2 separate regions of the Homo sapiens genome follow, and region 1 is linked to region 2. Evidence: read pairs that join two places in POLR2A ChIA-PET (ENCODE). Cell type or tissue: Panc1. All regions are shown on one strand. Links, peaks and the distances in the headings refer to the core of each region. The heading gives the core; the rest is flanking DNA. Region 1 overlaps MAP4 (microtubule associated protein 4). Region 2 overlaps DHX30 (DExH-box helicase 30).

Region 1 (16,504 bases), core at 5,252-13,251, 73 kb after region 2:
TTGCTCAGCAAACTCTTAGCCATACTTTCAGAGTCTCCTGTGTGAAGATTTCTCTAGGTCTTGTAGGAAAACTTAGTCCCTTTCTGCTCTGTATTTCCATAGGATCTAGCTCACACTTCTATCCTTTTTCAGAGGAGTAAACTTCTCTTACTAGAGGAAAACTGTCTGTTTTCCACCCTGGAATCTCTGAAGAGTATAGAATGTGTTTTATTAGTCTATTTTTAGAGTAGGAGTAATGTCACTTGGTATCTACTGAATGAATGAATAAACTAAATACTAAAAAGTACAAATCATGCTGTGTGTCCGCTATTTGCAGAGCAATAGGCAATGTTTATACACTTCAGGAGGCCGAGGTGGACGGATCACTTGAGCTCAGGAGTTCAAGACTAGGTTGTGCAACATGGCCAAACCCAGCCTCTACAAAAAATACAAAAATTAGCCGGGCACGGAGGCACGCACCTGTAGTTCCAGCTACTTGCAACTGAGGTGGGAGTATCACCTGAGCCCAGGAGGCGGAGGCTGTAGTCAGCTGAGACTGTACCACTGCACCCCAGCCTGGGCAACTGAGCAAGACCCTATTTAAAAAAAAAAAAAAGAATGGAAGCCCCCTTACTGTCACCTCCATATCTTAAAGAAATAACTATATCTGCAATACTGTAAATCAAAACTAAGTTTTTATTTTAACAGTGTGTTCAGAATCCCCCAATGCTATTTGTCAACCAGAGGGTACAAGTGAAGGGTGAGGGAATATGAGGGGAAGAAGCTTCTTTTAAAGTAGGATATTCAAGCCAGGCATGGTGCCTCACACCTAGAATCTCAGCACTTTGGGAGGCCAAGGAGGAAGGATTGCTTGAGGCCAGAAGTTTGAGACTAGCCTGGGCAACAGAGTGAGACCCCATCTCTACAAAAAATATTCACCAGGTATGGTGGTGCACACCTGTAGTCTCAACTACTTGGGAGGCTGAGGCAGGAGGATTACTTGAGCCTGGGAGGTCGAGGCTGTAGTAAGCCGTGATCATGCCACTGCACTTCAGCCTGGGTGACAAAGTGATACCTTGTCTCAAAAAAATAAATACAAATTTAACAAAACAAAGTAGGATAATCAATTGTTGCTTGATTCATTTCAAAGAATATTTAAATGTTCTGGCTCAAACAAGGTAATGACCACACAGTATTTTTTGGAGGTTAAGAGTTTAGGATGGCAATGAGTATATAGTAAGGTTCAATAAATGGTAGCTATTTTTAGTTGTGTGACTAGTCCCAATAAATTTCATCAGCATGGTAGTAAAAAAAAGCCAGTGGAGTCAGGCGCAGTGGCTCATGCCTGTAGTCCCAGCACTTTGGGAGACCGAGGTGGGTGGATCACGAGGTCAGGAGTTCAAGACCAGCCTGGCTAACATGGTTAAACCCCATCTCTACTAAAAATACAAAAATTAGCCGGGCGTGGTGACACATGCCTATAATCCCAACTACTCAGGAGGCTGAGGCAGGAGAACTGCTTGAACCCAGGAGCCAGAGGTTGCAGTGAGCCGAGATTGTGCCACTGCACTCCTGCCTGGGCGACAGAGGGAGACTCTGTCTCAAAAAAAAAAAAAAAAAAAAAAAAAAAGAAGCCAGTTGAATCAGAGGGCAAGTGGGGTGAGAGTAATGAGGAAAGGAACTTCACAAATGGCACTACAGTTAAGAAAAGACATTACCAAATGGGTACTTCTCCAGTTGTAAAATAGTAGCAAGTTCTAAGATAACAAATGGTTTTTTCATCTGCTGAGCATATTTTATTTATGTACAAGGGCCTTGAAACTGTTAGAATTCTGGGTTTATAAATTACTTCAAGTTTCACACCAAGAGAGTTTCTCACCATAAACTGACATTCCCAGCTGCTGGTAGACAGTTGATGAGCTCAAGCAAACTGAAGAAAGAAATGAAAGCCAGATTATAAGAAGACCAGGCTTCACTATGGCAAAGGGAGGGCCTATTTACAGGGATCCCAAACTGTCCCATTCACAGTAGCAGCATAGCAAGTACACTGTCACTCACAGTTCTACTTGGTTTCCAGGGGAACAACTAACATGGAGCGGGTATTGGAATCTAATGTGGATCATCCTTTCAAGTTTGTGCTTCCCTTCACAAAAAACACAATCCCATAAGAAGTCCTTTTCTGGCCAGGTGCGGTGGCTCACCCTTGTAATCCCAGCACTTTGGGAGGCCAAGGCGGGCGGATCACGAGGTCAGGAGATCGAGACCATCCTGGCTAACACGGTGAAACCCCGTCTCTACTAAAAATACAAAAAATTAGCCAGGCATAGTGGTGGGCGCCTGTAGTCCCAGCTACTCGGGAGGCTGAGGCAGGAGAACGGCGTGAACCTGGGAGGCAGAGCGTGCAGTGAGCCGAGATCGCGCCACTGCACTCTCGCCTTGGCGAAAGAGCGAGACTCCGTCTCAAAAAAAAAAAAAAAAAAAGTCCTTTTCTGAAAAGTTGAGCTTAGACTTCCTGACGTATTGCATTAATCTTCCCTGCCTGGAAGAACATGCATAGTATGCAAAGAAACCTTCTGTTAAAGTTTCCCTAAATTTGACAGCAGCATGAAAAAATAACAGTAGAGCAAACAGTAAGCTGGAAGAGACTTTGGCAATATATTCACTTTCCCTACTTCTAAACAGGGTAAGATCAGCAAAAAGATAATTCACTTATAATTCAAAAAATGTCATTAGGCATCATGTATATATAAAGCTCTAGGCTGGGTGTTAAAAAGTACATGTAAATAAATCAAACACAGACTCTCTGGACAATAAAATGCTAGACAGAGTCAAAAGACCTAGATTCTAATCCTAAATTAACCTCTAATTCACAGTTTATATTTTCATGATGTATCTTTATTTCTCCAAGTAGAAAAGTGTTTAATTAGTGCCTAGATACTAAAAAAAGTCTATTTTATGTTTACTAATTGTCAACCTTCATCTTTTTCTTTTTAAGTACCTGAAACTTCCGGAAGCTTCTGAAGCAAGTCTAAGAAAAGCATGGATCTTAGAAACATAAAGACTTGGATTCAAATTCTAACCCTGGCACTTCACCAGCTATGTGACCTTGACAGCCTCCATTTTCTCACCTGAAAAATGGAGATAATCTTTAATAGTGTTATTTTATGTGTGTGTGTATGATCTATTTACCTATTTCCAGATAACCAGGCAAATAAAATCAACTCAATAGGTGGTAGGTGCTATTATTATTATTATTATTTTTTGAGATGGAGTCTCACTCTGTCTCCCAGGCTGGAGTGCAGTGGTGCGATCTTGGCTCACTGCAACCTCTGCCTCCTAGGTTCAAGAAATTCTCCTGAGCCTCCTGAGTAGCTGGGATTACAGGCGTGCGCTGTCATACCCAGCTAATTTTTGTATTTTTAGTAGAGATGGGGTTTCACCATGTTGGCCAGGCTGGTCTCGAACTCCTGACCTCAGGTGATCTGCTGCGCCTGGCCAGTGCTATTATTATTAACACCCGGATTAGTTAGAGGTACTATTATTTTTACTAACACCACTAATAATATCTTTTTTTTTTTTGGGCGGGGGGGCTAGAGAGGGGCGGGGCGGGGGATGGAGTCTCACTCACTCTATCGCCCAGGCTGGAGGGCAGTGTTGTGATCTTGGCTTACTGGAACCTCTGCCTCTTGGGTTCAAGAGAGCGATTCTCCTGCCTCAGTCTCCTGAGTAGGTGGAATTACAGGCATGCAACATCATGCGTGGCTACTTTTTGTATTTTTAGTAGAGATGGGGTTTCACCATGTTGGCCAGGCTGGTCTTGAACTCCTGGCCTCAAGTGATTTGCCTACCTCAGCCTCCCAAAGTGCTGGGACTACAGGTGTGAGCCACTGTGCCCAGCCAACACCATTTGTAATATCTTTACTGTCCAAACAATGGAAACCATGGGTGACACCATTTGACCACAAGACGAATGAGAACAAGATATGTGAGAATTGGTAGCAATATGGGGGCAGGGCAGTTAACATGAATGATTCAAAGTGAGGAACAAAGATAAACACCAGTGATGGACTAACAAAACATGTGAACACATTATGCTGTTCGACAGAAAAACTCGATATGCAAGACATAAACTCTCCCTACGATAAGCTAGAAACAGTGACTTCAAGAAAAATATTGAGTGGATTAATTTTTCTTCTACAAAACTAAAAAATAAGAATAGGACAACTCTGAAAAAGAATAATAGGGCAAGGGGTTGGGCTAGCCCTATTAGATATTAAAATATATTAGGAAGCCTGGTGGAAAGATCAATGGATCAGGAAAGAAAGTCCAGAAATAGACCAAATACATGCAGAAATTTAGGGTATGACAAAGGTGGCAGTTCAGTGGGAGATCGATTATAAACATGATGGTGGGATGACCAAGTAACCCTGCCTCACAACCTTATAAACAAAACATACCAAAACAACAACAACAACAAAAAAAAAAAACCCCACAAACAAGCAAATTCTAGATTGGCCAACAATTTAAAATGAAAAATATTAATAGAAGAGAAAAGAAAATATTTTCATAATTTCAGAGCATGGATTGGCTTTTATAAACTTGTTAATACATGAAGAAGTCACTAAAAAAAAAATAAAACACAGCCAGGCATGGTAGCTCATGCCTGTAATCCCAGCACTTTGGGAGGCTGAGGCAAGTGGATCGCCTAAGGTCAGGAGTTCAAGACCAGCCTGGCCAACATAGTGAAACCCAGCTCTACTAAAAATACAAAAAATTAGCTGAGCGTGGTGGTAGGCACCTATAATCCTAGCTACTAGGGAGGCTGAGGTAGGAGAATCGCTTGAACCTGGGAGGTGGAGGTTGCAGTGAGCCAAGATCGTGCCATTGCACTCCAGCCTGGGCAACAAGAGTGAAACTCCATCTCAAAAAACAAAAAAAACAAACAAAAAACAGCACACACACAAAATCTATGCCATGAAATAATTTTTCACCGATTAGATCAGTACACATAACCAAAAAAAAAAAAAAAATCACACTAGTAGAGAAAGGCAGGGAAACAGGTATTTGTCTATGTTGAGGGTGGGAGTAGAGATGTACCTTTCTCTACAAGGGACATCTCTGTAGGCCTACAGAGAGCAATATGGAACACCCATCAAAATTATGAATACATATTCTTCAAACCAGAGATTCTTACTCCGGAGCCCCTTTTTATTACACAGACGCACACACATGAAGATGACATCCTATAGATACAAAGATAGTTTATGTACCATATTTCTAATGAAAAAAAGTTGGGAAACACCTAAATGTGCATCAGTAAAGAAGTACTGGCCAGGCACGGTGGCTCAACACCTGTAATTCCAACACTTTGGGGAGGCTGAGGCAGACAGATCACCTGAGGTTGGGAGTTTGAGATCAGCCTGACCAACATGGAGAAACCCCGTCTCTATTAAAAATACAAAATTAGCTGGGCGTGGTGGTGCATGCCTGTAATCCCAGCTACTCGGGAGGCTGAGGCAGGAGAATCACTTGAACCCAGGAGGCAGAGGTTGCGGTGAACTGAGATCATGCCATTGCACTCCTTCGTGGGCAATGAGAGCAAAACTCTGTCTCAAAAAAAAAAAAAGTACTATAATACATTAGTATATACCTATGTAATGAAATAGTATACAGCTATCAAAAAAGAATGAGTCATATCTAGAGACATGTACCAGGAAAAAAGATTAAAAAAAAAAACAAAAAAAAGAGGCCTCTTTCTTTATACTGATTCTTTTTTTTTTTTGAAATGGAGTTTCCCTCTTGTGGCCCAGGCTGGGGTGCAGTGGCGCGATCTCGGCTCACTGCAACCTCCACCTCCCAGATTCAAGTGATTCTCCTGCCTCATCCTCCCAAGTAGCTGGGATTACAGGCATGCACCACCACACCCAGCTAGTTTTGTATTTTTAGTAGAGATGGGGTTTCTCCACGTTGGTGAGGCTGGTCTCGAACTCCTGACCTCAGGTGATCCGCCTGCCTCGGCCTCCCAAAGTGCTGGGATTATAGGTGTGAGCCACTGCGCCTGGCTTCTTTATACTGAGTCTTAAAAGATCTCTTTAAAAATTAAGTTTAAAAAGAATAGCACACATCAGTATGTATGTATACGTCTCATTTATATGAAATCAGGAAATATATATGTTATTACTTATTATACATAAATTGTCTGGAAGGATATATAAGCTATTGTGAACACTGGTTGCTCTGGAGAGGGAAAGCTGGAAGGCGGTTAATGGAGGGAGGCCAACTTACGTTTTACTGTATACTCCTTTGTACCATGTGAATGTATTAACCTATTCGACAATTAGTTTAAAAATTTTTTTTTAACTATTAAAAAGGTATACATTGTCCTTAGGGGAAAGGTGTGGTAGAATTTATAGAAGAAACAATAAATTTTGTCCCAAACCCATTATCCTTCCCATACCCACTCTGTAAGGCCACTGCTAACACAGTCTCTGAGCCTGACCTGACCCAGGCAGGGCCCCAAAAGTTCTGCAGTACTGGTCTTGCTTCCTCAAGAAAAACAAATCCTCTTTCTGCATTTCTTTGGAAATACTGAGCAAAAAGAGATGGCTGGGATTTCACAGAAATTACATGTTAACTTTTAGATCACTGCTGAAACTAAAGAATGGGTCTAGAAACCAAAACGAAAGAACTGGATAGAACACTGGAAATCTCAATGAATGCTGGAAAGCCCTCTACATACTATTTCATTTTCTGCCTTGGTAATAGGGTAGCTAATAGAAGATAAAAACAGAGAAGATGAGAATGTCTTATGCAAATAACAACCTTTAGCATTCTTTACTCACACAGCAGTATTCCTTAGTGGGTACATACTCATGCATAGACAAGCTTTACCCAAAAGAACAAGTCCATACCATGCAGAACACAATCCCATGATGAAACCTCTCTAAAAGCCTGACTGGCTACTAAAACCAATTGGTGTTTTTTTTAAATTCTGGAGTTAGTAGCTACATCATGCAAGCTGGGAAACAGTGATTAAGAAATAGTGTCACTTGTAGGCTGTGAAAAATCTCAAAGACAAGGGAACATTTTTTGAAAGCTAGATTCAGGGAAGCCACGATTAAATGTATACTTTTTTGGGGAATTGGGGGTGGGGGGAAACGGGGCTACCATTTCTAAATCTTAAAGGAATCATCTTCTTAATCTCATTCCAATTACTTGACTGAATAGAGCCAAAAAAGAGTAAAATTATGAGGAACACAACATGGGCAAGTTTTATGGACTATGTTTGATGGACACAGACTATGCCCAAAACTCAAACCCACATGGAACTGTGGGGCAATGGATATAAGCAACAAACTGGTCAAAAAATGTATCTGTATCATTGAGAGATCATTTCCCATTACTAGAAACACAAATAAATCGGTGCCTACCAATGCTGGTTTGAGGCCACCATTTCCTCATAAGGAGGTGGACTGATTTCATTTAACCTAAAAGCAGTTTGGATATTTAGTCCCACCAGCACAAGCTACATATAAATTGAAAAAAATCTCATGCACATAGCTAGACATGAAATATTTTCTTTCCTCCTGTGAATCCTTATACCAAGTAATGATTAAAATTTAGCTGTAAACTTGATACATAGGAGGCACAATTTTAAAAAAATTAAGAAATGGATGATGATAGGTCTTTTGTTAGACAATTCATTGAAAATTCAACTTCCCCTAAAATTCAACGTTCAGTGCTGGGTAAAAAAGGCATGCAACCAAGTTACCAGCCTCCTCAAGCAGGACACAAGGAACACATTGGCTGCAGAAAACACACCGTAGCAGTTATAGGTTTCATGCCAACAAACCAATGATTAACAAGGATGATTAGAGTCTGGATGGAGCCAAGACACAAGCTCTTTGCCTTTCTGATGCTGACTCAAAAGCCACAAGCACACACATTTCCCCATGGCAGGTTCATACCAGCGGACTTCAGTTGCTTATGTCTCTCTTGTTCCTGGATTGTAGACTTTGGCAAAAGTGGAGTAAGTCCTCGGGACTTGGTGGGTCTCATGTAGCCTTTCATTGGTTCTGCCATTCTGCTTTTATCTTCCTTTTTCCCTTCTCCTGGTGTCTTTGATTCAGATTTTTCTGTCATTTTCTGAGGTGTCTCCAAAATCTTATCTTTGGGTTCTGGGAGTCGAACACCCTTGGAAGCAGTCATTATTACTAACGTATCCGCCACCTCTGAAGGAGGAGCTTCGACTTTGCTATGTAAGAAATCTGACTGGATTTCTGGTGTTGGCAAGGAAACGCTTTCCAATTCCGTGATTTTACAAGCCAGACTAATTTCTTTCAATTTATCATTTTCACTTTTTGGAGACAAAAGAGTCAGATCTACCTTCTTATTCAAACTATCTGAACCTTTGGAATTTCTATCTTGAGCATTTTGGTCCTCACAAAAACTGAGCTTTTGTGCTTTGTCTTCCAGTAAGTCAGGAATCTGAACTGCAACAGACCCTTCTTTAGTCTCTTTCTCTTCATTCACTGGATGTGCTGGGAAATTACCTCTATCTGCATATCCTTCTAGGGCTCTGGCCTCTCCTGGTAGGCTCTGGTCTTCTACTGGCACTCCAGGAAGGAGGTGACCTTTTGCTAGCTCTGTGACTTTCTCTACTGAATGCTTAGACGCACCACTGTGCACTGACTCAGATTCTCCTATCACATGCCCTTCATCGATCCCTGCTTCATTTTTCATGGAATCAGCAAGCTCAGCTTTATTCTTAAGAGAGTGATCTCCATGAATGTTAACTGTTTCTATGGCTGTTGTAATAGGTAGAGCAACTCCTCCTGTGCTTGTAGAGGGCACAACAGCAGAGGGACCCTTGGGTCTTTCTTGACCTGGGACTCCATCTTTGGTGTAGTTATCTACCATTAATGATTTGGAAATCTGGGCTGGGGCTATCTCTTGCCCATTTTTTGCCAAGGTATCTGGAAAGGAATCACCTTCCTTTACTACTTGAGGAGTAGGAGTGGGCAGTTTTTCACAGGCTGCTGATTCCAGAACCTCTAGAGGAGATGATTTATTTATCAGCTCTGATGGTGTTCTGGGACAGGTAAATGTAATATTTCTATTTTCGTCCATATAGGCCATTCCTTCAATTCCCTGGTCCCCTGTGGTTTCCATGGGAACATGTATTTTTGTTGCATCTATCTTATTCTCCAGAATGTGCTTCTCAGGAGAACTATTTTTAACCTTTTTACTTTTTCCATCATTACTCCTTTTACTTGGTTTGTCAGCCACTGCAGTGTATCTATTGGCTGCATCTGTCTTATTCTCCTCAGATACTACTGAAGGAACAAATCCTGCCCCCTGGATTTGCTCTTGGCAGCTCACATCTGTCACCTTGGCAGGTGGTTCAGTAACAGTAGAAGCCTTGACTGTGCTTATCTTGTTTTCCCCAAGAGTCCCAAGCTCAACAAAATTAACCTGAAAATTTCCACCCTTCCTGTCAACTGCTTCCACTGTGGGTGTATCTGGTGTATGTGAGAACGAAGAATCATGCATTTTGGGGAAAGTAAATCCTATTTCCTTGCTTTTATGGGGAATACTACCAGTATCTCCATCCTTCCCTTCAAAAGGTGGGTTAAGGATTTCTTCCTTCCTCTCCATTCTAGCAGGCTGTGTGGAATAATTATTTTTAAACTTTTTGCTTTTGCCTTCATTGCCTCTCTTTTTAGGCTTTTCAGAAATCCAGGGAGCTGCCTCATGATCCTTCCATGGACACCTTCCTTCCTTGCTCTGGTTATTGACACCCATATCTTTGACTACATCTCCTGTTTCTGTGCTAACACCAGAAGTCTGAGTCATGCCTGATCCACTTTCCAAAGGAATCAATGCCTGCATGGTGCCTGCCACCTTAGGCTGAGTCATCTCTTTAGGCTCCCCCATCACCACTGCCTCCGTGAGATCAGCCTTAGTGCCTGGTTGCTTTGAAGAATTCAGCCCCAGCTCCTCACTCTTATCCTGAGTAGTCATTCCTTCAGTTTTAGAGACTGGCTCACTCGGTATGAGAACAGCCCTTCCGTCCTTCTGGCTGTCCAGAAGAAATGGCAGCTCAGATTTTGCTTTTACCTTCCCAGAATCTGTTCTCATTTTCCCAGAACTTCCCCTTCCCTTCCTGCTTTTGCCATCACCTGCCATTCTCTTAAATGGTTCATTCTCTACCCCAGGGACCTGTACCAACACTTGGCCCTGCAGCTGCTCAGAAGTAAAGATGCTGATCTCTTGTCTTTCGTTGGGAAAAGCTTCCTTTTTTAGTTCTTTATCCTCTTCAGCTCCTTCAGGAAACTCCTTCAGTTTGACATTCTGCAGTTTAGTCATTTTACTTTCATTATTCCCTTCTTTTAGATTACATTCTAATGGATTACTTGCTATCAAAGTGGGTACCAAATTTGGTATTTCTTTTGCTGCTGTGGGTTTTGAAACTACACCCATAACCTCTTGGTCCAAGAAAGGAGAGCAACCCTCTTTAAGTCTGATATCCAAAGGGGTTTCTACATTGTATGCAGAAACTTCTGCTAGGGGTCCTTTCAGATTGAGAGGGCCTACTGACTGGCTTTTATCTACAGGAGTCTTCAGGTGGGGTGCAGGCTGTGGTTTGTATTCATGTTGCTTCAGCAATTTCTTGTCTTGGTTTTGTAGTACTGACTTGTTACTTTTGCTCTCTTCCTCTACTCTCAGCTTAGACTGAGAACTTATTGCAGTTTTGGGGGCTTCTTCAGAAGGATATAAAGGAATTCTGAGACTCTCTGAGACAAAGTTCTCAGCTACCAGTCTGGCTGCACTGGAGTTAACTAAACATTCCCTTTTCAAGTTTTCTCCAGATACAAGTCCATATTCTGTACCCATAGTGGTAGGCTGGCTGGGGAGAACACCTGATTTTTGTGTGTCAGCTGCAAATGGATGACCTTTAGGCTTATCTGCATTGTCATCATCCGAAGGTCCTCCAGCCCGTGGTTGAGAATATCTCTTTTGCTTTGGTTTCTTCTTCTTTTTCTTCATCATTATTGGTGTGCTTTCTATATCCCAGGCCTCCCTGCCAAGATCCCTCTGGGGTTCAAGTGAGTCAACATGAATACTTTTTCTTTGGTTCCCAGGCCCACCACAGGAGGATGAACCAGAGACCCAACCTGACTCAGACAAAGAGCAGTGGCCCAGCCTGTGATCAAGAGTCTTCCATGGAGGAGAGCCTCCCAGCAGCTCAGGAGGGACCCTGGCAGGCTTGGGCCGGGTTGACCTGCGGTCACTGGGTCTGCAAACTTGTTTGGCTTGTGTGGGAGGGGTACCGCAATACATGAAGTTGGCTAAAATTCCAAACAAAAAACTCCTCGTTATTGTTTCTTAAAAACAACAAAAAACAAACAAACAAACAAAAAAACCAGACCATATAAATGACTAATTTAAGGAGGCTATTTTCACTAATACATATAGTACTTACTGTAATTTGCTCAGGAAAACAGTCTTTTCTAAAACATTTCTCACTTTTAACTGGCGCTAGCAAAAATATTTAACAGATCATCATCTCAGGTAAAGATTGTTTTCAAACATTTATAAAATATTTGAAATTTCAGAAGTAGCAGGATTGAACTTTTAAAAATGAAACATTTCACATCTTTTAACCTCTAAAAATAAGCACTTACTGCCTGTAAATCTCATCTGATTTATATTGGTCATTCTTAGTGCTTGCCTCTTTTTGGTGAAATTTATTAATTGCTTCAGTTAAATATACATGATTTTGGACAAAATTTATAATTCTAAGACTAGGTCACCAATATTAAACTAATACTTGTCAAACAAACCAGACAGATTCTGGGAACTAGATCAGAAGGCCAGACTTAAGTCACTTCACGCACACACACAAAATATACTGAATCCACATTTTGGTCAGAGAAAAATTCTCATGATTCCAGAACCAGAGCATCCTACTTTGAAAGACAAATATGTTAAATTTCAACATTCTGCTCCTAAATGTACTTCCCAAAAGACAGAGAAATATATATAATGTTAAGTAGGATAATTAATTTTAACAATTAAGATGAGTACCTTTGGAAGAGTTTCAGCAGGTGATCTGGTCTAACCTTCCTCCCAGTTAATATAATATGGATCCAAGATCCTGGCAAGAGTCTCATTAAGAGCAGGTATATGCCAGCTCCTGTCAAGTCTGACCCAATAAATTGATTTCCAAGAATATTATAATATGTAAATAGTGGATTTCATTCTTGTCCTTACCCCTCCAATATCCTCTAAATCCTAGCCTTTGTTTAATATCTCAGGTTAATTATTGCATCGCTCAAAAAATTGCTAGGCTATAGTATCCCCCAGTATTTATAACATTTAATTCAGCAATTAATCAGCAGCTATTCAGTGCCATCTTTTATACTATTTTATTCAATTATTATGTAAATCTTGGGTTTCAGAGTTCATGCCTGAGAACTTATCTCTTCATTCAGGTTATAATATAATAATTCAGGGGGCAAGGACGGGGACTTAAATATCTATATGCCTTAACATGGTGTATTTTGTATACCATAAGCACTTGATAAATCTTTACTGATTTGTTGAGTCAGTAAAACAACATTTAAAAAAAAAATCACACATTTATTTAAGCTCTAGTCTTGTGCTAGGTAGTGTGCAAAGCATTAGAGATTCTAAGTGAAATAAGTCATGGGCCCTTATGTCCCATATGTCAGGATGTCCACATTCCAATCATAGTCACAGAAAAGTAAACAGAAAATCAAGTTGATAATCATATACATATGCTTCTGGGTTATTAAAAACAGGTAATCTTCAAATTCACTGAATAATCAAACTTTAAATTGGAAAGTATCTTAGAGCAGTACCTCTCAAAGTTTAATGAAAATTAGAATTATCTGGGGATCTAATTAAAATGCAGATAATAATTACAAAGGCCTAAGGTAGAGCCCAAGATTCTGCATTTCTACCAGCCTCTCAGGTAATGTAGATGCTGTTGGGCCATGGAACACTGTAACTAGTAAGACTTTAGAGAACATTTGACCAATTAATTTATATTATAGCTAAGTAAACTGAGATATAGGCAAGTTATGTAACTTGCTTAAGACCACACAGGATAGAATAGTGAATAGCTGAACCAGATCAAAATTTGGGTGTCCTTTCTTCACTATGAAAACAGTGGAGAAGGCCAGGCACGGTCGCTCACGCCTGTAATCCCAACACTTTGGGAGGCTGAGGTGGGCAGATCACCAGAGGTCAGGAGTTTGAGACCAGCCTGGCCAACATGGTGAAACCTCATCTCTACTAAAAATTAGCCGGGCATGGTGGCAGGCGCCTGTAATCCCAGCTACTCAGGAGGCTGAGGCAGGAGAATCGCTTGAACCCAGTAGGTGGAGGATGCAGTGAGCCAAGATCACGCCATTGCACGCCAGCCTGGGCGACAGAGTGAGACTCTGTCTCAAAAAAAAAAAAACAACGACAACAACAACAAAAAAAACAGTGGAGAAAAAAAAAATTAGGTATCCTGATTTGCTGTAGTAGTAATTTTTAAAGATATAACAAGCTGACATTCTGTCTAAACCAGATAAAATCTGTCTAAGAGAATTGACTTCATAAACTATACTGCTGATTACCACCATACAACAGGGAACTAGAGACAATGTCTACCATCACTACTCTATCGCCCCTAATTTGTTTCAAAGAGTTCATTTTGTTTTCCTAACTTACCTGAGGTCTCTGAAGAAAGCTCAGAAGGTTGACTGTTGCATGGTTTCCTTTCCCCTAGTTTTTCTAACACAGAATCCTCCTCGGCCGGCAAGCTGCACTTTTTCCCCGTTCCTGTGACGGTTTCTAAAGGTAATAACAAAAGCCACACACGTTTCAGAGAAGCATGATTTCAGCTATTTTCCATCTGCCAGAAATTGGATATGGGATTAGTTTCTGAGGAGTTCTCCTACAAGGGGCAGCAAAGGAGTGAAGTGGTAGTTGGAAGCTGAAGTTGGGAAGGTATGTCTAGTTATGTTACTTTTTTTTTTTTTTTTGAGATGGAGTTTTTCACTCTTTGTTGCTCAGGCTGGAGTGCAATGGTGCGATCTCGGCTCACCACAACCTCCGTCTCCCAGGTTCAAGTGATTCTCCTGCCTCAGCCTCCCGAGTAGCTGGGATTACAGGCATGCGCCACCATGCCCGGCTAATTTTGTATTTTTAGTGGAGACGGGGTTTCTCCATGTTGGTCAGGCTAGTCTTGAATTCCCGACCTCAGGTGATCCGCCCACCTCGGCCGCCCAAAGTGCTGGGATTACAGGTGTGAGCCACCATGCCCGGTCAATGTTTCGTTTTTTAAGATGGGAAAAATAACAAACGTTTGTTAAATGGGTGGGAATGATCCAATGAAAAAAGATTTAAATTGGTATGAGGGGCAAAAAAGGGAAGAATACATGGGGCAATATATCGAGTAGGAAAGAGGAGATGGAATCTAGGGCAAAATGAGGAGAGGTTGGTCTTAATTAGGAGCAGGAACAGTTTACTTATAAAAACGGGAACTTTCATAAGCAGAGACCATGGATACAGATACAAGTAGTTGGGTAGATAATGGAATAGAAGTTTGTCGATGTTCTATTTTATTGCTTGACTTATCTGCAAGAAAAACAGGACAATCAGCAGAGAATGAACATAGAAAAGGTGTTGGAGGTGGGAGGAGGGTAAAGGCGGGAAAGAGTTGTCTAGGAGAGCAGGAGTATGAATAAACTTGCAAAGTACAGTGTGACTGTCTGTACTTTACCTGGCATGATGTTTGTCCTTAGTCTTCTCGAGACTACAACCTGGTAGAGAGAAATACTGAGAATAAGCACAAGCACGTACCTGGTGAAATCATGAAAGTAGGTGCAGCTGACTGCCCCACATCCTGCAGAGATTCTAAATGGGAATCCTCACTTATTCCTTTTTGTGTTTGTGCAATTTCCATGTCTTTAATTGGAACTGGTGTTGCCTCTGTTTCTGAGAGTGGTGGAACATCTTTGGCTGGAGTCACATTGTTGGCCAGGGTCAGAACCCCATCCTTAGCCAGGGGTGCTTCTGTTTTGAGGGCTGGGACCTGATCCTCAGTCAGGGCCACCTCCATTTCTGGAGGCAGACATACGTTCTTGATGAGAACTACTTCTGTTTCTGGAGGTGGAGTCACATCCTTGCCCAGAGCCATTTCTGTTTCTGATAGTGGAGACATGTCCTTCAACAAGCCCACTTCTTTTACTGTGGACGGAGCCACATCCTTGGCCGGGGCTATTTCTGTTTCTGGGAGTTGAGCCATGTCCTTGACTGGGGCCACCTCTGCTTCTAAAGGTAGTGCTTTATCCTTGGTCAAGATCACGTTGGTTTCCGGGGGCAGTGTCATGTCCCTGGCCAGGGCTACCTCTGTTTCTGAGGACAAAGCCACCTTCTCAGCAGAGGATATTTCTGTGGATGATATAATGTCATTAGCCTGTGCCACCTCTATTTCTGAGAGTAATACCAAATCCTTGGCTGGGACTATCTTGTTTTCTTTGGGTGGTCCCATGTCCTTGGAAGGAGCCAAGTCCATTTTTATAGGAGATGCCCTCTCTGTTTCTTTCTTGTTTTCTTTGGGTGGTCCCATGTCCTTGGAAGGGGCTAAGTCCATTTTTATAGGAGATGCCCTCTCTGTTTCTTTCAACAGTGTCACATCCTTGGCTGGGGCTACCTCTGTTTCTGTGGGCAGTACCACATTCTTGGCTGAAGATACATCTGTTTCTGTGGGCCATCTGACATCCTTAACCAGGGCCACTTCTTTTTCTGTGGGTAGTTCCATGTCCTTGACTAGGGCCATATCTGATTCCATGGATGGCTGCATGTCCTTGGCCAGTGTCACATCTAATTTGGTGGGTGATTCCATATCTTTAGCCAATGCCACCTCGGTTTTTGTAGCTAGTGCCATGTCCTTGGCGAGGGCCATCTCTGTTTCTTTAGATGGTGCCATGTCAGTAGTCTTCAGTCCCATCATTATTTCCAATGCTTGTGCTGGTGGCCTCTCTTCTGATGCCATTTCTATCTCCTTGGCTAGCTCTAAGGGAACTAAATTGGAAATTTAGGACACATCATTGTCTACTCATACCTTTGCATTAAAAATGCTTACTTTCTTCAGGCATGAGAGTATTTGGCTTTTGTGACCATAAGACTGTACACATAACTAAGAATTAATGTTAGGCCGGGCACAGTGGCTCACGCCTGTAATCCCAGAACTTTGGGAGGCCGAGGCGGATGGATCATCTGAGGTCAGGAGTTCGAGACCAGCCTGACAAACATGGTGAAACCCTGTCTCTACTAAAAATACAGAAATTAGCCATGCAGTGGCAGGCGCCTGTAATCCCAGCTACTTGGGAGGCTGAAGCAGGAGAATTGCTAGAACCCAGGAGGCGGAGTTTGCAATGAACCGAGATCACGGCATTGCACTCCAGCCTGGGGGACAGGGCAAGAGTCCGTCTCAAAAAAAAAA
Region 2 (16,504 bases), core at 5,296-13,295:
GGTAGTCTCAAACCCCTTGGTTCAAGGGATCCTCCCTCCTCAGCCTCCCAAAATTGTGGGAGACACCACTGCTCTCAGTCTGGATGATTTTTAAAGATAAAGATGGGGCCTGGTTGTGGTGGTTCGTGCCTGTAATCCCAGCACTTTAGGAGGCGGAGTAGGGAGGATCCCTTGAGCCCAGGGGTTTGGGACCAGCCTGGGCAACATAGTGAGACCCCATTTCTACAAAAAATGAAAAAGTTACTCAGGCATTGTGGTGCAGGCCTGTAGTCCCAGCTACTAGGGAAGCTGAGATGAGGGGATTGCTTGAGCCCAGGAGGTTGAGGCTGCAGTAAGCTGTGATCGTGCCACTGCACTCCAGCCTGGGCAACAGCGTGAGATCCTGTCCCCCACAAAAAAAAAAAAAAAAAAAAAGATGAGGCTGGGCGCGGTGGCTCATGCCTGTAATCCCAGCACTTTGGGAGGCCGAGGTGGGCGGATCACAAGGTCAGGAGATCGAGACCATCCTGGCTAACATAGTGAAATCCCGTCTCTACTAAAAGTACAAAAAATTAGCTGGGCGTGGTGGTGGGCACCTGTAGCCCCAGCTACTTGGGAGGCTGAGGCAGGAGAATGGCGTGAGGCAACAGTGCAGCCTGGGCAACAGTGCAAGACTCTGTCTCAAAAAAAAAGATGAAGATGGATCCCGGCTTGGCCTCTGGCTAGAACATGGCACCTTGAAGGAGCAAAACAACTTGGGGTAGAACAGATTGTTTCACGGTGAGACAGTTAGAGCCTTATAAGGAGTTAATGATGGGATTGGGGTTCTGTCCTCTGTTCTCAACTCTGAACCTAGCACATTGCTGCTGTGAGGTCTGCTGCTGTGAGGTCCACCACTGTTTATTTTCCATGTAATTTGCAACAACTCTAGTCTGGAGTGGCAAGACTTCTGATTTCTCTCTTCTCTTCCCCAGAAAGTCACACTGCACATAAAATGGCCCAAGAGCGTGGAGGTAGAAGGCTATGGCAGCAAGAAGATCGATGCTGAGCGGCAGGCTGCAGCTGCAGCCTGCCAGCTGTTCAAGGTGACCCTTCCTCAGTGAAAGCCACTGAGACCTTCCTCCTGGAAACTCCTTGCCCTTTGTTTTTATTGGTAGAGGTTGGCCCAGTGTTCTACCACTCACCTGCCCTGAGCCCTTCCCACTTCCTGATTCCTTTCTTACTGTTCAGCCAATGAGATATATATATATATATATATATATATATTTTTTTTTTTTTTTTCCTGTGTTTTTGGTTTTTTTTTTTTTCCTTTGAGTCAGAGTTTCACTCTGTTGCCCAGGCTGGAGTGCAGTGATGCGATCTTGGCTCACTGCAACCTCCACTTTCTAGGTTCAAGTGATTCTCATGCCTTAGCCTCCCAAGTAGCTGGGATTGCAGGTGCCCACCACCACGCCTGGCTAATATTTGTATTTTTAGTAGAGAGGGGGTTTCACCCTGTTGGCCAGGCTGGTCTTGAACTCCTGACCTCAAGTGATCCACCTGCCTAGGCCTCTCAAAGTGTTGGGATTACAGGCGTGAGCTCGTAATCTATTTTCTGTGGTTTTAAAAACCGCCCAGCCTATCTTCTGTGGTTTTAAAAACTACAGAGAGGAACTACTTTATGAAAAACTTCCGACACACAGCGTGAGGGATATATTTCCATGTTGGTTTCTGTTTTTCTTTTCTCATCATTTCATGTAGGTTTTTCTCTATCGCAATGTAGTCCTGTCTTACTTTTTTTAAATTTTTTAATTTTTTTTAATTTTTGTTTGAGACGGAGTCTCGCTCTGTTGCCTGGGCTGGCGAGATCTCAGCTCACTGCAAGCTCTGCCTCCCGGGTTCATGCCATTCTCCTGCCTCAGCCTCCCAAGTAGCTGGGACTACAGGTGCCCGCCACCATGCCCGACTAATTTTTGTATTTTTAGTAGAGATGGGGTTTCAACTTGTTAGCCAGGATGGTCTCAATCTCCTGACTTTGTGATCTGCCTACCTCGGCCTCCCAAAGTGCTGGGATTACAGGCATGAGCCACCATGCCTGGCCAACTTTTTTTTTAATTTTTAAAAATATTTTCATTTTTAGGCCAGGCACGGTGGCTCACGCCTGTATTCCCAGCACTTTGGGAGGCCGAGGTGGGCAGATCACGAGGTCAGGAGCTTGAGACCAGCCTGACCAACATGGTGAAACCTTGTCTGTACTAAAAATACAAAAATTAGGTGGGTGTGGTGGCAGGCACCTGTAATCCCAGCTACTCGGGAGGCTGAGGCAGGAGAATCATTTGAACCTGGGAGGCGGAGGTTGCAGTGAGTCGAGATCACACCATTGCGCTCCAGCCTGGGCCTCAGGATGAGACTCCGTCACAAAAAAAAAATAATAATAAATTTTTTCATTTTTAGTAGAGACGAGGTCTCACTATGTTGCTCAGGCTGGTCTCTAACTCCTGGCCTCAAACAGTCCTCCTGCCTCCACCTCCCAAAGTGCTGGGTTTACAAACATGCGGCACCGTGCCTAGCTCTAATTTTTCTGAGACAGGGTCTTGCTCTGTTGCCCAGACTGGAGTGCAGTGGCATGATCATGGCTCACTGCAATCTCGACCTCCCAGGCTCAAGCCATCCTCCCACCTCAGCCTCCCCAGTAGCTGGGACTGCAGGCCTCGCCACCATGCCTGGCTAATGTTTTTGTATTTTTTGTAGAGATGGGGTTTTTCCATGTTGCCCAGGCTGGTCCCAAACTCCTGGTCTCAAGCAGTCCTCCCACCTCAGCCTCGCAAAGTGCTGGGATTACAGGTGTGAACCACCGCACCCGGCCAGGTTGCTAAGTCTTCATCTCTGCTCTGACAAGAAAAAGCCACAGGATGCGTATTCCCTCAGCTTCTCTTCTACTCATGGTCTCCAGGATTTTACTGTTCCTTTCTCTTTCCTGCACTTGAAGAGGCCCTGTTGCTATTCTGGGCCCCCATAGTACCCATCTCTTTTCTCTGTTCCTGTAATAGTCCATTGCTATAAAGGAATACATGAGACTGGGTAATGTATTAAAAAAAAAAAAAAGAGGTTTATTTGTCTCACAGTTCTGCAAACTGTACAAGAAGCCTGGTGCCAGCATCTGCTTGACTTCTGGTGAGGCCTCAGGAAGTCATGGTGGAAGGGAAGGGGAGCTGGTGTGTCCCACAGCAAGAGAGAAGCTAGAGTCATTGAAACAACTAGCTCCTGTGTGAACTAACAGGGCAAGAACTCAGTCATTACTGTGGGGAGGGCATCAAGCCATTCATGAGAGATCTGCCCCCATGACCCAAACACCTCCCACCAGGCCCACCTTTGTCATTGGGGATCACATTTTGGCATGAGATGTGGAGGGGGCAGATACCCAGACTGTAACAGTGCCCTTTTCTGTGTCTCTTCTGCATCTCCTCTCTTGCCCTTTTGTTTAATTTTCAGATTCTTCCTCTTCTGGTTCTTTTCTATAGGCCTCAAAAATATTCAGTGCTCTGATTTTTTCCCTTGGCTCTGATCCACTGCAAACAGCTCTCTGTGCTTGTATTTTCTCCACTCTGCTGACTTGGCCATCTTCGTTCATGCCCTCTAGTTACTTTTTTTTTTTTTTTTTAAATAGAGATGGGGTCTTACTATATTGCTGAGGCTGGTTTTGAACTCCTGGGTTCAAGCCATCCTCCCGCCTCAGCCTCCCAAAGTGCTAGGATGACAGGCATGAGCCACTGCACCCAGCCTATGTGTATTTTACTCAATTTAAAACAGAAAAAAAAGGCTTTAGTGGACCACTCTAAATACTTTTCCTTGTTGCACACTTTAGGTATTTAGTTTTCTCTCTGAAGGCCTTTTCCTTTTTCTTTTTTTTTTTTTTTTTTATTCCTCTCTCCCATCGTCTTGGCATTTTCCTTATTGTTGAATCTTGAACTATTCTTAATGAATGGTTATATCTGGAGGGGCTGATAAAATGATCCATTTTATATTAACTTGAGAGCCAGTTAATATCTTTTTTTTTTTTTTAATAGAGACAGGGTCTTACTCTGTTGCCCAGGCTGGTCTCTAATTCCTGGGCTGAAGCGATCCTTCTGCCTCGGCCTCCCAAAGTGCTGGGATTACAGATGTGCGCTGACTGCCTGGCCTCTGTGTACCTCTGTATCCCCACAGTGCTCTGTAGCCTTGGCACTGCCATGCATTTCGTCCTCAGCCACTGGAAGACCTCTGCTTCTCTTTTCTCTCTAGGTCACTCTCAAGTACCTTTTCCTCTTCCACCCTCTAAAACATCTTGATTGATTGATTGATTGAGATGGGGTCTAGCTATGTTGTCTAGGCAGGTCTTGAACTCCAGAGCTCCTGCCTCAGCTTCCAGGTAGCTGGGATTACAGGCACACACAACCATGCCCAGCTAATTTTCTTTCCTCCCTGGGGAATCTTGTCTCTTACAGGTTCAACCATTCTCTCTGTGTTTAATGTCTCGAAAATATCCATCTCCCATAGGGTAGGTCTACCTCAGTGATTCTCAACCATGGATGATTTTGTTCCTCACGGAACATCTAATTCTTTTTTTTTTTTTTTCTTTTTCTTTTTGAGACAGGATCTCACTCTGTTGTCCAGGCTGGAGTACAGTGGCGCAGTCTCAGCTCACTGCAACCTCTGGCTCCCGGGCTCAAGTGATCCTCCCACCTCAGCCTCCCAAGTAGCTGGGACTACAGGTGTGTGCCACCATGCTCAGCTAATGTTTTTATATTTTTGGTAGAGACAGGGTTTTGCCATGTTGGCCAGGCTGGTCTCAAACTCCTAAGCTCAAGCAGTCTGCCTGCCTTGGCCTCCCAAAGTGCTGGGATTACAGGTGTGATCCACTGTGCCTGGCCTCTTTTTTTTTTTTTTTTTTTTTTCCTGTAGAGATGGTGTCCCGCTATGTTGTCTAGGCTGGTCTTGAACTTCTGGGCTCCAGTTATCCTCCCACCTTAGCCTCCCAAAGTGCTGGGATTATAGGTGTGAGTCACGGCTCCTGGCATAATTATTTTTTTATTGTCTTTATTTAATGTGTACAGTATGGTGTTTCATATTCACATACACTTTCATAAACACAGAATGAAATGAATACTATATTCAAGCAAATTAACATATCCATCACCTCAAATAGTTATCTTTTTTTGTGGTAAGAGCACCTAAGGCTGGGTATGGTGGCTCATGCCTGTAATTCCAGCAATTTGAGAGGCTGAAGTAGGCGGATCACTTGAGTCCACGAGTTTGAGACAAGCCTGGGCAACAGGGCGAAAAGCCTTTTTTGTATTTTATAAAAAATACAAAAATTAGCAGGGCATGGTGGTGTTTGCCTGTAGTCCCAGCTACTTGGGAGGCTGAGGTGGGAGGATTGCTTGAACCTGGGAGGCAGAGGTTGCAGTGAGCCGAGATCATACCACTGACCTCCAGCCTGGGCAGCAAAGCAGGACTCTCTCTCTCTCTCAAAAAAAAAAAAAAAAAAAAAGAAAGAGCACCTAAAATGTACTCTTGGGCGCTGGCTCATGCCTGTAATCTCAGCACTTTGGGAGTCTGAGGCTGGCGGATCACGAGGTCAGGAGTTCGAGACCAGCTTGGCCAACATGGTGAAACCCTGTCGCTACTAGAAATACAAAAATTAGCCGGGCATAGTGGTGCATGCCTGTAGTCCCAGCTACTCGGGAGGCTGAGGCAGGAGAATCGGTTGAACCCAGGATGCAGAGGTTGCAGTGAGCTGAGATCACGCCACTGCACTTCAGCCTGAGCAACAAGAGCAAAACTCCATCTCCAAAAAAGAAAAAAAATGTATTCTCTTAGCAAATTTCCAGTTTATAATACAGTATTATTAATTATAGTCCTTATGGTGTACATTAGATCTTTAGACTTACTCTTCTTATATATATGTAACTTTACATCCTTGGACCTACATCTCCCCATTTCTCTTTTCTTCCTGCCCCTGGTAACTACCAGGTCTACTCTGTTTCTGTGTATTCAGCTTATTTTAGATTCCACATATGAGATCATGTGGTATTTTCATTTTGTTTTGTTTTTGAGACCAAGTCTCGGCCTGTTGCCCAGGCTAGAGTGCAGTGGCGTGATCTTGGCTCACTGCAACCTCCGCCTCCTAGGTCCAAGCAATTCTCATGTCTCAGCCTCCCGAGTAGCTGGGACTACGGGCATGTGCCACCACACCCAGCTAATTTTTGTATTTTTTGTAGAGATGGGGTTTCGCCATGGTGGCCAGGCTGGTCTTGAACTCCTGACCTGAAGTGATCTGCCCGCCTTGGCCTCTTGAAGTGCTGGGATTACAGGTGTGAGCCACTACTCCTGGCCCATGTGGTATTTTCTTTGTGTCTGGTTTACTTAGCATAATGTCTTCCAGGTTTATCCATGTTTTTACTTTTATTTATTTATTTTGAGACAGGGTCTTGCTCTGTGGCCTAGGCTGGAATGCAGTGGTGCGATCATGGCTCACTGCAGACTCCACCTCCAGGGCTCAAGAGATCCTCCCACCTCAACCTCTGGAGTAACTGAGACTGCAGGTGTGCGCCACCACACCTGGCTAATTTTGTAGAGATGGGGTCTTCCAGTGTTGCCCAGACTGGTCTTGAACTCCTGAGCTCAAGCAATCCACCTGTCTCAGCCTCCCAAAGTGCTGGGATTACAGGCATGAGCCACTGCACCTGGCCAGATCTCCTCTTCTTTAAAGGCTGAATAATATCCTGTTGTGTATATGTACCATTCATCCTTTGACAGATGCTTAGGTTGTTTCCGTATCTTGACTGTTGTGAATAATGCTGCAGTTAACATGGGAGTGCAGACATCCCTATGAGCTGATGATTTCATTCCCTTTGGGTATATACCCAGAGCAGATATTGCTGGACCATATGGTAGTTTTATTTTTAATTTTTTGAGGAACTTCTTTATTTTTTATTTTATTTTTTATTTTTTGAGATGGAGTCTTGCTCTGTTGCCCAGGCTAGAGTGCAGCAGCGCGATCTCGGCTTACTGCAGCCTCTGCCTCCTGGGTTCAAGCAATTCTCCTGCCTCAGCCTCCCGAGTGCCTGGGATTACAGGCATGTGCCATCATGCCTGGCTAATTTTTTTTTTTTTTTTTTTTGACATGGAGGTTCGCTCTTATTGCCCAGGCTGGAGTGCAGTGGCGCAATCTCAACTCACTGCAACCTCCGTCTCCTGGGTTCAAGCAGTTCTGTCTCAGCCTCCCGAGTAGCTGGGATTACAGGCATGTGCCACCACGCCTGGAATTTTGTATTTTTACTAGAGATGGGGTTTCTCCATGTTGGTCAGGCTGGTCTCGAACTCCTGACCTCAGGTGATCTGCCTGCCTCGGCTTCCCATAGTGCTGGGATTACAGGTGTGAGCCACTGTGCCCGGCCAATTTTTTTGTACTTTTAGTACAGATGGGGTTTCACCATGTTGGCTAGGCTGGTCTCGAACTCCTGACCTCAGGTGGTCCACCCGCCTCAGCCTCCCAAAGTTCTGGGATTACAGGTGTAAGCCACTGCGCCCGGCCAATTTTTTTGTACTTTTAGTAGAGATGGGGTTTCACCATGTTGGCTAGGCTGGTCTCAAACTCCTGACCTCAGGTGGTCCACCCGCCTCAGCCTCCCAAAGTTCTGGGATTATAGGCATGAGCCACTGTGCCTGGCTCTCTTTTGGGTTTTCTATATATAAGATATGTCATTTGTAAGCAGGGATAATTTTACTTCTTTCTTTCCAGTTTGGATGCCTTTTTTTCTTGTCTGCCTGCACTTTCTAGTACTTTTAGTACTATGTTGAAAAAAAGTGCTGAGAGTGGCCAGGGGCCATTTGGCAATGTCTGTAGGGATTTTCGTTGGACACAGGTGGAGGAGTGCTACTGGCAGCTGTAAGATCAAGGCCAGGAATGCTTCTTCCCAGCTTACAGTACACAGGACAGCCCCCTATAGCAAAGAATTACCCTGCTCAAAATAGCAATTATGCTGAAGCTGAGAAATCCTTCTCTGCCTGGCTGACTGGCTGGCTGGATGTTTGAAGGCACTTTAAACTCAGACTTTTGTTTTTTGAGATGGAGTCTTTCTCTTTCGCCCAGGCTAGAGTGCAATGGTGCAATGGCGTGATCTTGGCTCACTGTAACCTCTGTCTGCCTCCTGGATTTAAGTGATTCTCCTGCCTCAGCCTCCCTCATAGCTGGGATTACAGGTGCCTGCCACCACGCCTGGCCAATTTTTGTATTTCTAGTAGAGATGAGGTTCCACCATGTTGGCCAGGCTGGTCTCAAAGTCTCCTGACCTTAGGTGATCCGCCTGCCTCTGCCTCCGCCTCCCAAAGTGTTGGGATTACAGACATGAGCTACTGTGCCCGGCCATCCCAGCCTGTCTGAAGCAGGTCATTATCACATTTTTCTCCATCTCTTTTTCTCTTCCCCATCTATGTGTATAGTTTTGTTTTGTTTTGTTTTGTTTTGAGATGGTGTCTTGCTCTGTTGCCCAGGCTAGAGTGCAGTGGCGCAATCTCGGCTCACTGCAACGTTCACGTCCTGGGTTTAAGCGATTCTCCTGCCTCAGCCTCCCGAGTAGCTGGGACTACAGGTGCGCACCACCACGCCCAGCTAAGTTTTGTATTTTTAGTAGAGACAGGGTTTCACCATATTGGCCAGACTGGTCTTGAACTCCTGACCTCGCGATCTGCCTGCCTCCCAAAGTGCTGGGATTACAGGTGTGAGCCACCGTGCCCAGCCTAGTTGTTTTTGTTTTTTTGATCATAGCGATCCTAATGGGTGTGAGATGAGATCTTGTTGTGGTTATAGGAGTTGTTTTTTATTCTAGAACTCAGCCTTTTATTCTCTAATAGCTGTACTCCCAGTTCTTCAGCGTTTCCCTTTCCCCCCAAATCAGATGTCTTTTTCTGCATTGCCCATAGGCTTGGTGAGACGTGCTGGCAGCACAAAGGGGACTGAGTCAGCAGCCACAGCCAAGAAGAAGGTGTCCACGGGAGGACATAAATGCACCCCAGCCTCCTAAATAGAAGAGGCTTATTCTTGAAGAATGGTCCTTGCCAGGGCCGAGGGCTGGAGCAAGGCACTCCAGACTCAGGCCAATGTGGCTTAGAGCCCGGGTGAATATGCGTGGCTATGGGGAATGAGAATGAATGTGGGTCTGCCTGCTGGGCCATGCGGTAGACGGGCAGGGAGGAGCTAGAACTCCAGGGCCTTCACTGTCACAGGGGCAGAATGATTTGATCCTGTGGCTGCCAGGGCTTCTGACTAGTGGTAATTGATAGAATGACACAGCCAAGTTTGCTTTTAGGGAAAATCACTGACAGCAGTAGTTTTTGGCAAGACCAGAGACAGGGACACTGGATGGAAGAGAATACCAGCGGCAGCTGTGGAGGAGGTTTCTTCAACGGTATTAGAGGGCCAGGCATGAGGGCCTGTAATCCTAGCACTTTGGGAGGCTGAGGCGGGTGGATCACAAGGTCAGGAGCTCGAGAGCAGCCTGGCCGACATGGTGAAACCCCATCTCTACTAAAAATACAAAAATTAGCCGGGCCTGGTGGCGTACGCCTGTAATCCCAGCTACACAGGAAGCTGAGGCAGGAGAATCGCTTGAACCTGGCAGGCAGAGGTTGCAGTGAGCCGAGATGATGCCATTGCACTCCAGCCTGGGTGACAGAGTGAGACTCTGTCTCTAAAAAGGAACAACAACAAAAAGGTATTAGAGAAGTTGCACGGACAGCTCCTGGACAGTTGAGGAGGTGGGAGGGAGAATGGGTTGGAGGGGCAGCATGCGCCAGCAGGGGGAGCTGTGGACGAGCAATGGGTTGGCGCCTAGGTTATGGCAAGAACAGTGGCTGGTGGATGTTGGTACAGCTCAGGACCGGTGTGGGAGCATGGCCAGGACCAGCAGTGAGCCTGTGGGGACGAGATCCTCTGGTCTAGTGAAAGAGTGGTTGCAAAGGCAGGGGGAGAACGGTGCTGTCCTGCTGGGGAAGCCAGGCCAAGGAGGGATGCTTGTATTGCTGCTCTGTGGAACCAGAGGCATTCTTGTCAGAAGGGAGGCGGTGACGCAAAAGTGTGGCAGCTGAGCCTTGGATCGGGCCCTGCCCCAAGGGTTCGCGAATGTGTGTGTGGCATACCTTGGCCCCATCGTCTGTCCCATAATCCTGCGGTTTTCACGCGTCTATTCTTAATAGACAGACTTTAGAATTGGTTTGTCAAATGCTTAATAAGAAGCCTCTGCAGACTTTGATTGGAATTGTGTTCAATTTATGGATTAATTTAAGAGGTTTTTGTCTCCTCACACATAAAAGTTCTATCATCCAGGAACATATATCTCCATGGATTTACATCCTTTTGCCAAGTTGTGTGCTTAGTCCATACCTTTCTGACCCACCTTAGTTCACCTTAGGTAGGTGATGGTTTTTGTTACTGTTGTGAATAGAATTTTTAAAATTAAATTTAATTATCTCAAAAACCCAAGGAGAAAGTTTTATGAAGGCAGGCCATGGTCACTCTCCAGCTTGTCATGAGTTGGGTGGGATTGAAAGCTCACTGTAGAGAGGTTCCTGGCCCGTGGCCCGTGCTGTCTGCTGTCACATGGCCCTGATGTTCACCTGACAGGCCTTGTTCTTGCTGTCCCGCAGACTTTGTCGCCTTTACCACTCCCAGTGGCAGCTCCTGCAACCTGTGCTTTCTTTGCAGTTGCTCCTGTTCTCCCAGCTGCTCACTCATCTCACCCACGTCTTTGTTCCTTAGACCCTGGCCATCTGCATTTCTCTTCTGCTGCTTAGATTCCTTGTTTGTTTGTTTGTTTGTTTTTGGAGATAGGGTCTTGCTCTGTCACCCAGGCTGGAGTTCAGTGGTGTGATCATGGCTCACTGCAGCCTCGATCTGTAGGCCTCAAGTGATCCTCTTGCCTCAGCCTCCCAAGTCTCTGGGACTACAGGCACATACCACCACCCCTGGCTAACTGCCTCTTATATTCCGAACTGCTTGAGGGCAAGGACCAGGTCTTGTCTCTCCTGATGATGCTTAGGTGGCCAACATGTTGCTGCGTACATGCTAGAGACTTAGGCAATGTTTAATTTATATTTTCTGTAGAAAAGCATGAAGCTATAACACATTTAAAATCATATTTTTGTATAAATAGCTTTAACATTTCAAGTTATTTCTCTAGAATGTATTCCTAACATAGGATTCTTATATTCTCTTTTTTTTTTTTTTTTTTTTGAGACGGAGTTTCGCCGGAGGTTTGCTCTTGTTACCCAGGCTGGAGTGCAATGGTGCGATCTCAGCTCACCGCAACCTCTGCCTCCCAGGTTCAAGTGATTCTCCTGCCTCAGCCTCCCAAGTAGCTGGAATTACAGGCATGCACCACCATGCCCAGCTGATTTTGTGTTTTTAGTAGAGACGGGGTTTCTCCATATTGGTCAGGCTGGTCTCAAACTCCTGACCTCAGGTGATCCGCCCACCTCGGCCTCCCAAAGTGCTGGGATTACATGCGTGAGCCACCGTGCCCAGCCTTCAGGATTCTTATATTCTTATATATAACTTCTTATAACAGAAGTTGTATCCGTTTCATGGTGTGGGCTACATAGGTTTTTTTGTTTGTTTGTTTGTTTGTTTTTTTGTGGAGTCTCTATTGCCCAGGCTGGAGTGCAGCAGCCCCATCTCAGCTCACTGCAACCACTGCCTCCCAGGTTCAAGCGATTCTCCTGTCTCAGCCCCCTGAGTAGCTGAGATTACAGGTGCCCACCACCACGCCCGGCTAATTTTTGTATTTTTAGGAGGATGGGGTTTCGCCATGTTGGCCAGGCTGGTCTCCAACTCCTGACCTCGAGTAGTCCACCTGCCTGGGCCTCCCAGAGTTCTGGGATTACAGGTGTGAGCCACTGTGCCCGTCTGGCTACGTATTTTTTTTTCTTTTCTTTTCTTTTTTTTTTTGAGACGGAATCTTGCTCTGTCGCCCAGGTTGGAGTGCAGTGCCATGATCTTGGCTCACTGCAAGCTCCGCCTCCCAGGTTCACGCCATTCTCCTGCCTCAGCCTCCCAAGTAGCTGGGACTACAGGCACTCGCCACCACGCCTGGCTAATTTTTTTGTATTTTTAGTAGAGACAGGGTTTCACCGTGTTGGCCAGGATGGTCTCGATCTCCTGACGTCATGATCCGCCCGTCTCGGCCTCCCAAAGTGCTGGGATTACAGGTGTGAGCCACCGCACCCGGCCCTACGTACTTTTTAATTGCTGTATTTACTGAAGCTTCCTAGATCATTATGTGAATGTATCTTCTTGGGCTTGGTGCGGTGGCTCATGTCTGTAATCCTAGCACTTTGGGAGGCCAAGGCGGGCGGATCTGTTGGGTCCAGGAGTTCAAGACCATCCTGGGCAACATGGTGAAGCCCTGTTGCTACAAAAATTCGCTGGGCGTTGTGGTGCATGCCTTTAGTCCCAGTTACTTTGGAAGTTGAGGTGGGAGGGTCACCTGAGCCCAGGAGGCAGAGGTTGTAGTGAGCCGTGATTGTGCCACTGCACTCCAGTCTGGGTGACAGAGCGAGACCCTGTGTCAAAAAAACAAAAAACAAACAGTATCTTCTGCTCACCCATTGCCATGTGGGGTTATTTGTTTGCATCAAAGCTAGGCATCTTTGAGAGTTCCATGCCCAGTTCTGGACTAGGGGCTGAAGTGGGTAAACAGATGAAAAACCACGGCTGCACAACACAACTTAACGGTGTAGCTGGACACGGACCAGGCCGACTGAGGTGTAAAGATGGTATCAATCCTTAAAACGTCCCTTTTCCCCTCCAGGGTTGGGGTCTGCTAGGTCCCCGGAATGAGTTGTTTGACGCAGCCAAATACCGAGTGCTAGCTGATCGCTTTGGCTCCCCTGCCGACAGCTGGTGGCGTCCGGAACCCACCATGCCCCCTACTTCCTGGCGGCAGCTGAATCCAGAGAGTATTCGACCAGGGGGACCTGGGGGCCTATCCCGCTCTTTAGGCCGGGAAGAAGAGGAGGACGAGGAGGAAGAGCTAGAAGAAGGGACCATAGATGTTACCGACTTCTTGTCCATGACCCAGCAGGATTCCCACGCTCCACTCAGGGACTCAAGGTACAGATGGAGGATGGGGATGCAGCAGAGGCTGGCTGTGCCTTGACACGGGGATGGGCGAATGTTCTCTGCTAGCTTTCTCTGAGATGGGAGCGCCCCTGCCTCACATTTCAGCCTGTGTGCCCCATCACTCAGTGTGTGTCTGCCCATTCTTGGGGGACAGCCAGCTGTGGTCTTCTATGTGGCTGGGCTTTTGCAGAACAGCAGCATGGAGCCCCTGCTCTCTGCTATCTTATCTGTGTGAGGGAATGGAGGGAGCAGTCCCCATGCAGTGTGGCTGTGGGAGGAGCAGAGACGCCCGGTTTCCCATCCATTTCATGCCTTCTGCCCTTCTGGCTCCCTGCTGCAGCGCAGCGTCCTCACCCCTACATCGCAGAGCCTCAGGGAAATTGGTCCAGGAAGAGAGAATTCTTTCAGTTAAACTTTTGGTCCTCCCAGGGGGAGTTCCTTTGAGATGACAGATGACGACAGTGCCATTAGGGCTCTGACCCAGTTTCCACTTCCCAAGAACCTTCTGGCCAAGGTGATTCAGATTGCAACGTCATCCTCCACAGCTAAGGTGAGTTGGGTCTCCTAGAAGTTTGTGTGGGGGCCGTTTACTTGGTCATGTCTGGTGTTCCCTAAAGGCAGGTTTAGAGAGGGCTGAGGGGGTGTGTTCCTCCAGCCCAAACCTAGGCCAGGTGGAGGAACTCCTGCTTGGGAGGAAAAGCAGCAGGTGTGATGGAATGGAGGTCAAGCCTCAGCAGCACAGGGAGTGGGCTTGGGGGCCGCAAGAGCAGAAGACCCATACCTCTTCTGGGCGGTGGATTGTCAGTGGGGAAGGGTTAGAGGTGTGGGTCTTGGTGAGGTATGAATTTCTCTCTTGCTGCCAGGCGAAGGGGCTTTGGTCATGAAATGCCTAACCTTGTTTTTACTTTAACTCGTTGCTTTGAATTTTGTCCTGCTTGTCTCTTTAATCACCTAGCCTTGCTTCTCATGTAAAATAAGACTCTCTCTAGCTAAGAAAGCCGTACAAACCCCAATTGACCCCTTAATTTACAAGACACTAAGGGCTCCTCACCCAACCCCCTTTCGTAAGGAGTTGGCCTGGGTAAACAGATCCTCAGCATTTCAAAGGAGCCTAATTAACTGATAAGGTACGAACACCAACAATATATGAAGTTCCCAGGAATTTTCTCCAAGAGATAACAACATAAAACCTTGAGTTCGTGTCTGGCGTAGACCCTATATCTAATTATAATGAAAGATTTAGAATCTTGCACCTGGTACTGTTGCTCTTCTTGTAACCATTTGTCTTTTAAGTTGTTTATCACTCTGTAACCATTTTGATTCTTTTGATTCTTGCATGTTTTTACTTCTGTAGAATTATTACATTTAAGTCCCCCTCCCCTTCCTAAACCTAAGTATAAAAGTTAATCGAGCCCCTTCCTCGTGGCCGAAAGAATTTTGAGCATTAGCTGTCTCTTTGGCCGCCGGCTTAATAAAGGACTCTTAATTCGTCTCAAAGTGTGGCGTTTCCTTAACTCGCCTAAGTACAACAGTTAAGCAGAGCTTCTGTCCAGGTGCAGGGTCTTTTTGCTCCCGCAGGATGTGCCTGGTTTTTAGCTCATGCTGACAGCTTCAACCCACAGCTGCCACGATGTTGCCGAGATGACAGTGGGCTAGGAGGGCAGGTGATGGCATTGCCCAAGCACTGTCTTCTGCAGTGGAAGTCGAGGTATAGCAGGAGAAGCGAGCCTGGGACTAGGGTGCCTGAGCCCATGGGCCTGCTCCTGGCTATGCAGCAGCACCTCTAGCATGGCTCACGCCTGGCACCTGCTGAGATGGTGGCTCATTCTGTCTCTGGGCTCCTTGGCATTCTGAGAATGCCCCAAGTCTCTTCCCATTCCCTACATTTCTGTAACCATCTCTCTTGCCTTCCATGTAGAACCTCATGCAGTTCCATACTGTGGGCACCAAGACCAAGCTGTCTACACTCACCCTGCTCTGGCCCTGCCCCATGACCTTTGTTGCCAAAGGGCGCCGCAAAGCAGAGGCTGAGAATAAGGCGGCAGCCTTGGCCTGCAAGAAACTGAAGGTGAGTCCAGGAAGGTCCTGGGTGTGGTGCATGAGAATGTCTTGAAGCTCCCCTCTGCCAGTGGCAAATGGGTCCCATTTTCTAGGAAATGAAACCACCACAGCAGGCCTTTTGCCTGGCACAAAGACAGCTGGTATGCAGGCCTCGCTTGTAGGCCCTGTGGCTGTTGCCATGGCTTTTCCAGAGGCCCTGTGGAGATACTTTGCCCGTGACCCAGCATTTTCCACACTGTTGGCCTGAACCTGGTGAGGCCGGGAGGAAACTTGCTCATTGTTCTGAATAGTATAAAGCCGGGAGGAGCCGGGCCTGTTTTGAGAGGCAGACCTGGTGTCCAGTATGATCCTGATAACCCGGGTTTTGTGGGCAGAATGAATAATGTGACTTGTGACTGCAGTGATGATTGAGGAAGCAGTCAGGATCAAGGTAGAGACAGTGTGGCAGACAGCTGGCAGTTCTCTTTTTTTTGAGACAGGGTCTCTGTGGCCCAGGCTGGAGTATAGTGGCACGATCATGGCTCACTGCAGCCTCGATCTCCTAGGCTTAAGCGATCCTTTCACCTCAGCCTCCTGCATAGCTGGGACCATAGGTATGCACCACCACTCCCAGCTTATTTTTAAACATTTTTTGTAGAGACAAGGGTCTCACTGTGTTGCGAAGACTGGTCTTAAAATCTTGGGCTCAATCAGTCTTTCTACCTTCACTTCCTAAAGTGTTGGGATTGCAGGCGTGAGCCACCGCTCCTGGCCATGGCCGTTCTCTTGAAAGGGGCTGGTGGAGTTAGCTGATGGCACAGTAGTGGGAGGGAGTTGGGATTGTCTCTGACTGCCTGAGGAGTTAGTAATCTCAACCCATGTTGGTGGAGGTTTAGTTTGCAGACCAAGATAGAAATGGGCCTGCTTTACTCTGAATGGTCAGGTGCACCATTTCATGGGTACAGTTGGCTCTGGGAACCATGTTTTAGTTACAGCTGATGGTGAGAGGTAACAAGAACCTGGAGAAAGACGAGGAAGAGGGGACAGGCAATTGGTGAGATAAAGAGGGCACAGATATGCTACCTGTGACTCGAGGGCAGAACAAGGACTGAGTAGAACTGGAGGCATCTGAGCTTTGGCCTGATGCACACGCACTGTGAGCAGAAGCACCTTGGCATGGTAGGGGCCTGTCTGGGAAGGAGCAAGCTTTGCAGTGGCTGGAGGGCCATTTGTCAGTGAGGCTGGTGGGTAAAACCCATGAAGTCTGGGGAGAGGGCAGAAGCCTGTTCCTGCAGCAAGGAGCTTGTGTTGGCACCTCCTGTGGTATGAGGACCAGATTCCTGTCCT

What was found. Peaks named below come from ENCODE experiments on the same cell type or tissue, not always from the same donor. Only the 100,000 strongest peaks of a DNase experiment are listed, where the experiment ranks them.
Region 1: POLR2A ChIA-PET joins it to region 2 with 13 read pairs; 7 of 35 experiments call an interaction of 5 or more read pairs at or near these places.

The regions. Positions count from the first base shown.
Region 1 is chr3:47,901,092-47,917,595 of GRCh38, forward strand. MAP4 (microtubule associated protein 4) reads right to left here. Exons shown (of 21, transcript NM_001385682.1): 7 at 14,860-16,083; 8 at 13,726-13,848; 9 at 7,947-11,330; 10 at 1,859-1,909. Among named protein-coding and RNA genes, the nearest start is that of MIR1226, 60 kb to the left of the region's middle. In Panc1, for the core only: no CTCF peak of the experiment used is centred there; a DNase peak (open chromatin) is centred at 9,890.
Region 2 is chr3:47,828,071-47,844,574 of GRCh38, forward strand. DHX30 (DExH-box helicase 30) reads left to right here. Exons shown (of 22, transcript NM_138615.3): 6 at 954-1,064; 7 at 12,807-13,108; 8 at 13,547-13,667; 9 at 15,036-15,185. Among named protein-coding and RNA genes, the nearest start is that of MIR1226, 13 kb to the right of the region's middle. RefSeq lists enhancers at 9,529-10,347, 13,675-14,181. In Panc1, for the core only: a CTCF peak has its summit at 9,808 (motif pointing right); a DNase peak (open chromatin) is centred at 9,813.